2 separate regions of the Homo sapiens genome follow, and region 1 is linked to region 2. The links are chromatin contacts, found by Hi-C in ENCODE. All regions are on one chromosome and are shown on one strand. The core of a region is the stretch at or near the end of the contact, and the rest is flanking DNA. Distances in the headings are between cores, read along the strand shown.

What was found. Hi-C counts contacts between places; a loop is a spot of excess contacts on that map. Pooled maps may share reads with other maps.
Region 1: a loop to region 2 is called in a pooled map, with 6 times the contacts of the local background. The contact joins the enhancer-like site here to the promoter of TENT4A in region 2. A Hi-C loop is called at or near these places in 2 of 50 pooled maps.

The regions. Positions count from the first base shown.
Region 1 is chr5:7,792,376-7,798,181 of GRCh38, forward strand. All of the region lies in intron 20 of ADCY2 (adenylate cyclase 2), which reads left to right. Among named protein-coding and RNA genes, the nearest start is that of CFAP90, 56 kb to the right of the region's middle. RefSeq lists enhancers at 1,904-2,063, 2,314-2,413. Within about 2 kb of position 2,105, at least 2 of the 41 ENCODE cell types and tissues checked have a DNase peak (open chromatin) inside an H3K27ac peak, as active enhancers do.
Region 2 is chr5:6,709,522-6,715,149 of GRCh38, forward strand. It overlaps TENT4A (terminal nucleotidyltransferase 4A), which reads left to right and starts at 3,911. Exons shown (of 13, transcript NM_006999.6): 1 at 3,911-5,178. The coding sequence starts at 4,463. RefSeq lists an enhancer at 3,000-3,059 and silencers at 3,230-3,669, 3,780-4,149, 4,450-4,519, 4,890-5,279.

The DNA.
Region 1 (5,806 bases), core at 855-3,354, 1.1 Mb after region 2:
AAGAGCGAAACTCCATCTCTAAATAAATAAATAAACATTTTTAAAAGAATTTGGGAGCTGATAGGAGGGTCCCTTCCTAGACATGGGCTCAGAGGAAAGCTCTGGAGCTCGAGAAGCTCTGTGAAGGTCTGTGGGGAGCACAGAAGGTACCCTGGCCCCAGGGTTCAGCCTCACAGCCCTGCAGAGCCCTGTCTCATGTCCTGACAGCCTCCCTGGGCCAGACCTCCAGGAGTAGCAGGTTCTCTCTGCTCTTTCCTGTTTGCTTGGCTTATTCTAAGCAAGCATCAGAATACAGTTACCCTCCTTGGAAATAATAAGGAAAGGCAAGATGGGGAAGGAGAATAAAACCTAGAGCTACACAGTGCGGCCTCAAATCTTACTCCCAACATTGTCTGTTCCTGTGAACGTGAGCTGGTTACTTCCCTGTCCGAGCCTCGCCGTCCTCATCCATAAAAGAAGAAGCATGGTGCCTTGCCTTCCAGTTGCTGGAGGCAGGCTGAGGGACATCTGCATGGTGCCTTCGCACTGCAGTCCTCCAGGTGAGGCGGGCATTTCACAGAGGCGTGCACGGGACCCACATCCACACAGGTGGGATACGCATGAGAGGGAAGACAGCAGCAAAGTGCGGGTCTTGGCAGCTCACAGTGACTCCTCCACTTCCCCTGTGGCCCTGCTGTGTACCAGGGACCTTCATGCCACTGCACAACCCTCTGGTGCTCCTGAGGGTGACGTGACATTTTCCTCCAAGTTTCCTAAGGAGTGCTGCTGTTGGGTTAAAGACACACAGTGTCAGCTGGGTGCGGTGGCTCAGGCCTGTAATCTCAGCACTTTGGGAGGCCAAGGCAAGCGGATCATGAGGTCAGGAGTTCAAGACCAGTCTGGCCAACATAGTGAAACCCTGTATCTACTAAAAATACAAAAACAAGTTAGCCGGGCATGGTGGTATGTGCCTGTAATCCCAGCTAGTAAGGAGACTGAGGCAGGAGAATCGCACCAACCCAGGAGGCAGAAATTGCAGCGAGCCGAGATCGTGCCTTTGCACTCCAGCATGGGCAACAGTACGAGACACCATCTCAACAACAACAACAAAAAAGACACACAGTGTCTCCTGTAGCATTCACCACCCTGCGAGCTCCATGGTGTAAAGCCGAGTAGTGGGGCAGGCAGCATGGCCTAACAGGAGCCCGGAGTGGGGACTCGGGACCTGGGGTGAGCCCTGGTTTTGGCACTGCCTCACTGCAAGGGCAGCTCGGAAACTTTCCAGGAGCAAAGCAGGAATGGGAACATTTAGATGAAGCCAGCTCTGGGCTTTGTTTCTGTATTTGTCAAATAAAGAAGGTGAACCCCTTGGGGGTGTCATCACAGCCACTGTAGCCCTGTGTGTACATAGGGACCTGTCTTTAAGCATTGATATAAATCCCCCTGCAGATGATCAGTGCCTGTTCACCAAGCTTCCAGTTGCAACACCTGAAGATGGTTCCTTCCTTCATTCGGGAAACACGGGGTCCTCAAATCTACACCTGACTGGGGGCAGCCTACAGCCCTATAGGAGAATGAAAGAGCTTGGTTTCAGAGCTCTTCAGACTTGGACCAGCATGGATGGCTCCACGTTCCATAACAGGCATGCCAAGGGTGTTTGGATGACGCTCAAGGCCAGTGATTCCTGCCTGGTAGGCTTGCAGTCTCGCTGCTGACCTGACATGTTCTCTGGAAGGGAGAAGAGTGGACACTGAACCTTAAATCAGAGCATCATCATTCCCACTGTGATGCTGGGAAATGAAATGATCGTGTCATTCTGCTCAGCTGGCGGGCTGCAGGGTTCTCTGTACTTAATCACACAATGCAGATCTTCCCTTGGCTGTAACATTTCAAATGTTACTACCAATTTCTGTCTAATAGGGTGAGCAATGGGGGTGATGGCTACTCTAGCAGCCATTGTAAGACTTGGGGACTAAACTATTAAAAGGAGCCCCCAATCCCCACCACAATCAGAGCAGACCTATGCCGTCTCCTCAAGGACCCTGTACTCCCCCAGGGGAGGTTTGCTAGCCAGTTGCGGGAACAGTGAGTGTGGGGAGATTCTGGAGGCTTCAGTCCCCATGGGAACAGCACTGCATGCAAAACAGAGCCCACACAAAGGGCCTGAGCAAGAAAGAGAGGCACCAACCCCCTGCCAAAAGTTCTCAGAGTTCCCACAGTGAGTCTCAGAAAGGGAGAGTTTTGTTTGTTTCTGAAAACACATAATGAGGGTGTTATAAGAAGAGCCACCTGCGTGCATAAAGCATAGCAAAGTCGTGCCCCTCCCTTCTGTGGAATGTCTCCTGTGGCCATCGGACCCTGCTGCCCTAAAGTAGCCTCCTCACTGGACAGAAGAATCTATTTCCTTGACCTAATGATGTAATATTAACCTTGCAATCCCAGGCCAGGTGGGGCTAATATTGTGTGGCCTTGCACAGCTGAATGATAACGGTGCCCATGCTGTTTAAGAGTGTAGCTATCATCAAGGTTTCTGTCCCCTCTACAGTGTCAGGACCAAATACTGACATCCTGCCTGAGCTCTTTTCCTCCCTAAGGTTTCCCCAAGCAGAAGCCCTACCCCTTACTGAAACTGCATGGCAGAGTGTGGCTGATGCTGGGACCAAAGAAGTCCCTGCAGACAAGAGCAGTGCTTCTGAAAGTGAAGCACCTGCTAAACAAGCTATTACTGGTCCCCACACAAGCCTTCCTTGACCTCCTGGGCCCTGAGAGGTGACTGAGAGCAAAGCATCTGTCCCAGCCCTGGCACCTCTTGGCTATGGGGCCTCAGAGTCCTCTCAGAGACCATTACCAATTTTTGAAGCAATAATTTAGATGAAGCTCTTAGAACTGTGCATGGCATGTAGTAAATACTGTTAGCTATCTTTTAAGCAAATATCCCAGATTCATGCAAAACTTGAGAATCACTGCCCCTGGGAATTGATCAAAAGCTTTCAGAAAGGGCTCCTGCCCAACATTTTTAGAGCCTGAATAAAGTGGAAAACAAAACCCAATGTAATCACTTCGCTCCTGTTCCTGGCATTGGATAAAAAGCACTGTGGGCAGTGCCTGCCTTCCCAGCCCCCTCTCAGCAGGGTGGGCCAAGCCCTGGTGCTGAGTGCTCAGTGCCTCTGAATGCAGAGGCCCCGGGGGAGGCTTCTGGGGCATGGGGTGGATGGGAGCAGGCCCTCAGCCCCTTTGTGTGGGTTGCCCCGGCATCCACCACACTAATCCATTTCCACTAAACTCTTGGTGATACTGCTCTGTGAGTCTTCTGGAAATAATACAGGAAAACAAGACTTTGGCAAAAGCAAGTATAGCTATACTTTACCAATATTGCCGGTTTGGTTCCAGACCTCTGCAATAAAGTGAATATCACTATCAAGCGAGTCACAAATTTTTGCTTTCCCAGCACATGTGAAGATTGTTTACACTATACTGTATGTTTTAAGTATTCAATAGCATGATGTGTAAAAAAAAATGTACATACCTTAACTTTAAAATACTGTATTGCAAAAAATGCTGACATGGATACACAAAATGAGCACATGCTGTTGGGAAAATGGTGCCATTAGACTTGGTCAAGGGAGGGTGGCAGCAAACATTCACTTTGTGAAAGATGCAATATCTGTGCACTGCAATAAAGCAAGACGCAATACAACAAGGTCTACCTATAAGCCAAAAAAAAAAGGACTTGAAGTCATGTTTTATTTCCCTGCCTGGGATCAGCTTATACCTGCATCCTTTCTGACTTAACTAGTGAAATACTTCATGCATAAACAGGATGGGGGCTGCTTCCCTGCAGAATCACTGCCCTGAGGATGAACGACTTCCTGGGACCAAAACTGACAGGTCAGGACTCTGGGAGAGACCAGGGAGGCAGTTCCATTCCTCTCTGTGGCACAACCTGTGGTTGCTGATGACTTTTTGAGTCCAGGGCAGGGCGTCTTTGGATAGCCTCCACTCCATGGCTTCTGGAACAATGCTTGGAAAATGGCACAGCTTATGCCAAGACCTGCATTAACACAGATCATGTCATTTTTGCTCTCCTACCCACTGCATCAATGCACAAAAGGAAATTAATTTCCCTTCAGAAATAGGGAGTCAAGAATGATGTAATCGCTGTAACAATCAATTCTGAAAAGGTTTTATTTCAATGAAGAAGTGCTCATAGGCCTATGCTCGGGCTCATGGGCATAGGGCTGGCTGTTTGTGTCTACACTGGCTTTGCAGTGCCTCTTCCTTCTCCTGGGCACTTGTGTTACTTAAAACTTCCTGAAGCTTCTCCATCAGCTGTTAACTGTCATGGCCAGATTCAGCCCACACAACCCTCAGGCTCATCAGGAGAGTTCTGTGCACCCAGATGGGAGCCTTCTCTGTTTCGGAAGCCTGTTCTCCCCACCTCTGTGTGTGGCAGGAACATTTCTGAAAAGCCCCTTCAATGGGCATCAAAGCCAGCTCTCATCACTTGGGGAGAAGACTGCATTTTGTCACCAAATCGACCCCGTGCCAAGTCCCCGGGTGGTAGAGGATTGTGAGCCAGACATCCTCATTCGGAGAGAGCCAATGCCTGATCAAAACAAGCCACATGAGCCACGGATGCCACCACAGAAATTTGGGAAATGCCCCTCGTGTGCAAACAGCACCTCCCTTTCTGCTGGTGAGAACCCTCCCAGTGACGACCAGGCAGATCACTCAACAGTGCTAAGCTTTAAGCTCTATGCCCATGCGTCCTCTGCAGGAGGGTCAGGCTAGCATGCCCTTGGGGTTTCAATAGACGCTTCTGTGCTTTCTAGTCATTTGACTCCCCTGAGTAAATTAGGCATTAACTGACAGTTGGGGACACCAGGTGCTTAATGGTTCCCACATAGATCAACTCGGGAAACGTGGACGATCCAAAGCCTCTATGCAGCCCAAGTCAGTGAGACAAAGCACCAGTCTGGTCTGGGAGGTGGGAGACCTGAGCGCCGGTGGCAGCTTTGAATGTTTTCTAGAACACTCCAACCCCCATGCCCACCTGGATGGAGAGCCCCAGACGCCTCCACACCTGGGCCCACGGCACCAACTGCACTTTATTATGTTTTCTGGATTTTCTCTGTCTCTCCAACTAGACTTCATGCTCCCTAAGGGCAGGGCTTGTGTTCTTTTCCTCTGTGTCCCTAACATCTGGTATGAAGTCTGGCACACAGCAGGCCCTTTGATAGGGCACGTGTGTGTGTAACAGGGCGTCAGAGGGAATTTCAGCCTGCGACACTAAGAGACGCTTGCTCTCTTATTCCAAAGGAGGCATTAAACAGTGTGCAGAGCTTACAAACGCCTTCCTTGACCTGCAGGGAGCTTATGAATTGGCCAGAAGACTAGAGGTTGAAAGAGGGTTTGGGTAGAATGTAGTGGGGATGAGCCCCCTCCTAGAGGGGAAGGTGGGGATCCCCCCTCACTTCCAGCCTGTGAACAGGCCAGAACTGCTCAGCCTGGGAGCACCCCATGACTTGAGTCTCTGAGTGGTCCTGGGAAGCATCTCCAACTGGGGGACACCAATAGCAGGCAGGTTCTGATACTTGGAAACACTGAATGCAGGTGCTGATGGGGCATCTGGGCACACAGGGTGGGGAGCTGTGGTTTGGGACATGGCTGGACTGTCAGTTGTTTGGACAGCAAAGGGTGCTCAGTGTTGCCCAAGGATCAAGCAAGAAAAAGAGAATTGGTGTAGGGTTATTTTAGATCCAATGTTACAAAGCTGCCTGGGTGACGGGGGGAAGGCAGTGGGAGGTGAAGGCACCTCCACAGAGAA
Region 2 (5,628 bases), core at 2,661-5,160:
TAATCTCTAATATTATTCCTCCTCCAATATCCGAAGAGAGAGAGGAGAGGGTTTCAGCCCAAAACGGGAATGGGCTGCACTTATCTGTAGAAATTGATAAAGAGAAAGATCTCCCTTGCCCAGCGTCTCAAAAACTGCATTTTACATTCAGTATTGTTTCTTGATTGCATTAAGAAATACACTGCAGCCGGGCACGGTGGCTCATGCCTGTAATCCCAGCACTTTGGGAGGCTGAGGTGGGTGGATCACTGGAGGTCAGGGGTTCAAGGCTAGCCTGGCCAACACAGTGAAACCCCATCTCTACTAAAAATACAAACATTAGCCGGATGCGGTGGCACACACCTGTAACCCCAGCTACTCAGGAGGCTGAGGCATGAGAATCACTTAAACTCTGGAGGCGGAAGTTGCAGTGAGCCAGGATTGCGTTACTGCACTCTAGCCCGGGTGACAGAGTGAGACTCTCTCTCTCTTTCTCTCTCTACACATATACATATATATACACATATGTATATATATGTATATGTGTATATATACATATATATACACTGCTTTTAATTTACATAAAAATATTTATGATCATATATAAATAACAAAACCTTGGTTTTAATTACAAAATGTTGTTTGGTGGCTGGTGGATCAAATCAACGAGGATTAGCTAGAGGCAAACTGCAAAGACAGAGTATGAGGCAATCAAGAAAAACTTAAAATACCTAAACAATGACAACCTGTGTAACAGATCCTGGAAGCTGGACAAGGGCAACTGCCCGTGTCCATTCCCGCTGGGCCAATCAATCAGCTGCCAGTCATTCTGCCAATGTTCACCAAGGACTGATGTGTCAGACAATCCTTGAGCTGATACACAGCAGGGACAAGCCATTCCTATCCTCTCTTCACGGAGCATGCATTCTAATGGGGCGGGGGACACAAATGATAAATGAGATAAAATACATATGACGTGGTATAGTGTCCCCCAAAAAGATATGATCAAGTCCCAACCCTGGGTGCCTGCGAATATGACCTTATTTGGAAACTCTTTGCAGATGTAATCAGGTTAGGAGGAAGACACTAGGGTGCCCTAATCCAATGCCACTGGTGTCTTTCTGAGAAGAGACATGGACACAGGGAAAATGCCATGCGATGATGATGACAGAGAGTGGAGCGCTGCATCCACAAATCAAGGACACAGGGAAACGTCATGCGATGACGTGTCAGAGAGTGGGGTGATGCACCAACAAGCCAAGGAATGCCACGGTTTGCCAGCAACACCAGAAGCTGAGAGGAGAGCATGGGGCACACTCCCTTACAGCCTTCAGAGGATACACGGCCTTGCTGACAACTTGATTTTGGACGTTCAGCCTCTAGGACTGTGAGAGCATGCGTTTGTTGTTTTAAGCCACCCAGTTTGTGACATTTTGTTACTCAGCTCCAGGAAACTAAGGGAGAAAAAGCAAATGGGGAAGGGAAACGGGATGCTGAGGGTTATGTTTGCAGTTTAGACTAAAGAGCCACTTGGACGTCCTCACTAAGATGGGGAGGAGGGAACGCATGTCAGGCAGATGGAACAGCAAGTGCAAAGGCCCTGAGGCAGGAGTGTGCCAGGGGTGCTTCTGGCTGGTATTGTTTGGGCTAGGGAAAGCGCTGGGAGGTGAGGGCAGGGGAAGAGGGGAAGGACCAGGGGATAAGGGACTTGCAGGTCATAGCAAGGTTGTTCCATTTTGCTGAATGAGAAAGCCACTGGAGGGTTTTGAGCAGAGGAGTGGCATGGACTGAATTTTTTAAAATGTCAACTTTAAATTCTGGGATACACGTGCAAGACGTGCAGGTTTGTTACATAGGTAAATGTGTGCCATGGTGGTTTGCTGCACTTGTGAACCCATCACCTAGGCATTAAGCCCTGCATGCATTAGCTATTTATCCTGATGCTCTCCCTTCCCCTAACCCCCAACAGGTCCCGGTGTGTGTTGTTCCCCTCCCTGTGTCGATGCATTCTCATTGCTCAGCTCCCCCTTATTACTGAGAACATGCGGTGTTTGGTTTTCTGTTCCTGTGTTAGTTTGCTGAGGATAGTGGCTTCCACCTCCATTCATGTCCCCACAAAGGTCATGATCTCATTCCTTTTTACGGCTGCATAGTATTCTAAGAGTGGCATGAGATGATTTTTAAAATAGTAACATCTTTTTTGTTTTTTAAAAAGGATCACACGAGCAGCTGTGCAGAATGTGGGAAACCAGCTAGAAGGCACTGCTTTAAAATGGACGGGTGGCGGGGAAAGAGGGGTGGAGGGAGGAGGAGGGGTAGCAGTTGGGTTCTGGTTGTTTCGGGCAGTGGAGCCAAGAGGATGTGTTCATTGTGGACAGAGAGAGGAGCCAGGCATGACCAAGGATTTTGGACTGAGCCATTGGAAGCAAACAGCTCCAGAATAACGGCCGTTTGACTTGTGTGTGATTTTCTGTAGTTTACTGAATGCACGTTCTAATCCTTGGTCATGATTTCCACGTGTACAATATGAAGGTATTTGAAAACGTCTGAAACATTCATTTTCATTACTAACCACCACCACTTGCCCCAAAGCCTTTGTATGCAACACACGGACCTTTCCTGTTGGGGCGATGTTTGAAGGGTCAAGTGCTTAGTAATGTCTACTCATCTGTGCTGGAGACGAGGGGGTAGCATTTACAACACGCCTGTACGAAGGCCAGGTCCCGTTCTACTTAAAAGGCTTGGAGCCCGGGCGCCACTGGGCTAAGGCAGCTTCAGGGCCCTGGCCCGGGAGTGCATTTGCGGGGACTCCGCCTGAAGACAGGGCGGCAGCCGCGGGGCCTCACGTCGCCCAGGCTCGCGGGGCACCGCGATGATCAACGACACTGGCGTTTGCTTTGGACCTCACAGGATGTGTGGTTGGCGCTGTATTCCAAACAGTGCCACTGTCAACCCGGCTTCCATCGCGCTCGGGACACCGGGATGGCAAACGGCAGGCTGTGGATGGCGGGCGGTTTCCCACTGACTCCTGCCCGCTCGGTGCAGCTGGAAAAACCGAAGCCGGGGGCCGGACGCGCCGCCCACCAGCCGTTCCTCGGCTAGCACTGCCCATTTTGCCCAGGGAATTAACTTGGAAGTTTTCACTTCACTTTTCGCATAGAAAATCATTTTAAAAAGCAAACCAAACGCCTGTAAGCAGACCCGCTAGGGAGCAGGACTCTGCCGCGTGTCCTTCCCGGCTCCGGAGCGGCGGAGCCAGCCACCCGGCACGGCACGCTGGCCGCTCACCCCGCGAGGTGCAGGGAGCACGTGGGCCGACGCGCGGACCCCAGAGAGCGCAGCGTGACCTGCTGCACGGACCCTCGGATGAGAGACCTGGGGCGGGATCTGCGACCGGGGCCCGCCCTTACGTCAGGAGGGAGGGCCGGCCGGCGGGGGAAGCGCCTGCGGTGGCGTCCGCTGCCCCCGCCCGGCTGCTCGGAAACTTCCACCGGCGGCGGTGACGGCCACGCTGCCCTGCGCACGCGCAGCGCGGCTCAGGCGGCAGCCCGGTGACACCGGCCCTAGCGCGCATGTCTGCACGCCGGGGTCTGCGCGCCGCGGCGGGCCGAGGGCGGCGTGCGGGCCTTCCAGCCGCTGCCTATTCCACCCAACGCCGGCCTAGTCAGTAATGGCTCAACGCCACCGCCTCTCCCTCCAGCCCCTCCCAGTCGCGTAGCTTCTGACGCCGTCCTCACCCCGCCCGCGGCCGACGGGGCCCCAACGCGCAGGCGCGGTAACCACGGCGGCAGTGTCTAGTGAGGATTTGAAATCGGTCGCGCGTGCGCACCGGCGACACGGCCCGGCGACCGAGGCCGCGCTTCCTCCTGCCGCCCCCGTCCCCGCCCCCTCCCCCGCCCCTCATTGGAGCGGACGCGGCGGCGGCCCCCTCCTTCCCCCGCGCTGTCGCCGCCGAGAGTGTCTTTTCACCGCCGCCGCCGCCGCCGCCGCAGGAGCGCCGAGCCAGCGGCGCGAGCGTGACTGAGGGCTAGCCGCACGGGCGGCGGCGCCTCCCGCGGGTCCTTCAGCCGCTCGGCGCCTGGGCCCGCCCCCTCGGCCCCGCCGCCCGCCCTTCTCCGATGGCCTCTCCCCGCGGCCCGAGTGGAACGCCGCCGCCGCCGCGGCCCCCGCGCCCGCCCCGCGCCGCGTGAAGCGGGAGCCCGGAGACCGCAGCCGCCCGCTGGGACGCGCCAAGCGCCGGAGCCGCCCGCCGCGGCCTGCCGGGGCCCATCACCGCCGCCGCCGCCCCACGCCGGAGCCCGACGGGAGCGCGGCTAGAGCAGGAGGCCGGGGCTCGGCCCGCCCGCCGCCGCCGCCGCCGCCGCCGCCACCGGCCCAGGCCCGTCCGTCCGTCCGTGCGCGCGCGGCCGGGCCTCGGGGCGCGGCGGGGGCGGGGCCGCGTCGGGGCGGGCGGGCGCGCGGGCCCCGCGGGGGCGGCGCGTGGATGGATCCGCGCGTGGCCTGGATCCAGCCCGAGCAGAAGGGGCCGGCCAATGCCCTGTGGATGCAGATCTGGGAGACCTCGCAGGGCGTGGGCCGCGGCGGCTCGGGCTTCGCGTCCTATTTCTGCCTCAACTCGCCGGCGCTGGACACGGCGGCCGCGGCGGGGGCGGCCGGGCGGGGCAGTGGCGGCCTGGGCCCCGCGCTGCCCGCCGCGTCGCCCCCGCCGCCCGGCCCCACCGCGCCCGCCGCGCTGCCCCCCGCGCTGCTGACGGCGCTGGGGCCCGCGGCCGAGGGCGCGCGGCGCTTGCACAAGTCGCCGTCGCTGTCGTCCTCGTCGTCGTCCTCCTCGTCCAACGCGGAGTCGGGCACCGAGAGCCCCGGCTGCTCGTCGTCGTCCTCCAGCAGCGCCTCGCTGGGCCGGCCGGGCGGCGGCCGCGGCGGCGCCTTCTTCAACTTCGCCGACGGCGCGCCCAGCGCCCCTGGCACAGCCAACGGGCACCCCGGGCCGCGCGGCCCCGCGCCCGCCGGCTCCCCGTCGCAGCACCAGTTCCACCCGGGTCGCCGGAAACGCGAGAACAAGGCCAGCACCTACGGCCTCAACTACCTGCTGTCCGGCAGCCGCGCGGCCGCTCTCAGCGGAGGGGGCGGCCCCGGGGCCCAGGCGCCGCGGCCCGGCACCCCGTGGAAGAGCCGCGCGTACAGCCCGGGCATCCAGGGGTGAGTGCGCGGGGAGGCCGCGGGGGCGGGGGCGGGGCCCATGGTCCTGGCCGGCGCCCGCGGTGCAGACACCCGTCCCAGGCGCCCGGGCTTTTGGAGGATGGATGTTGAAGGCTAAGGCCAAGGCCCGACTCTGCACTGAAAGTTTTTTTTTTAAACATCAGACTCATTTATCGTGGAGTGACTTGCCCAGATCCTACAAGTAACAGTCCAAGAAAAGGGGCTGCTGGGTAGGACCTGCAGGTATTTGTCTTTTTTACTCTTGAGATTGGAACGGGAAATCGACTCTCTACCCCTCCACCCCGCCTCCGGGCAAGTGAGGAACCCCTTGTCAAAGTGGGGCGTAGATAAGTGTGGAGTTTCACGTAAGTTAAGTTGCAGAATAATTTAGCATTGCCAGGAACTCGAATCACGTCGAAGGTAAATATTAACCTTTTTAATTTCATTTTT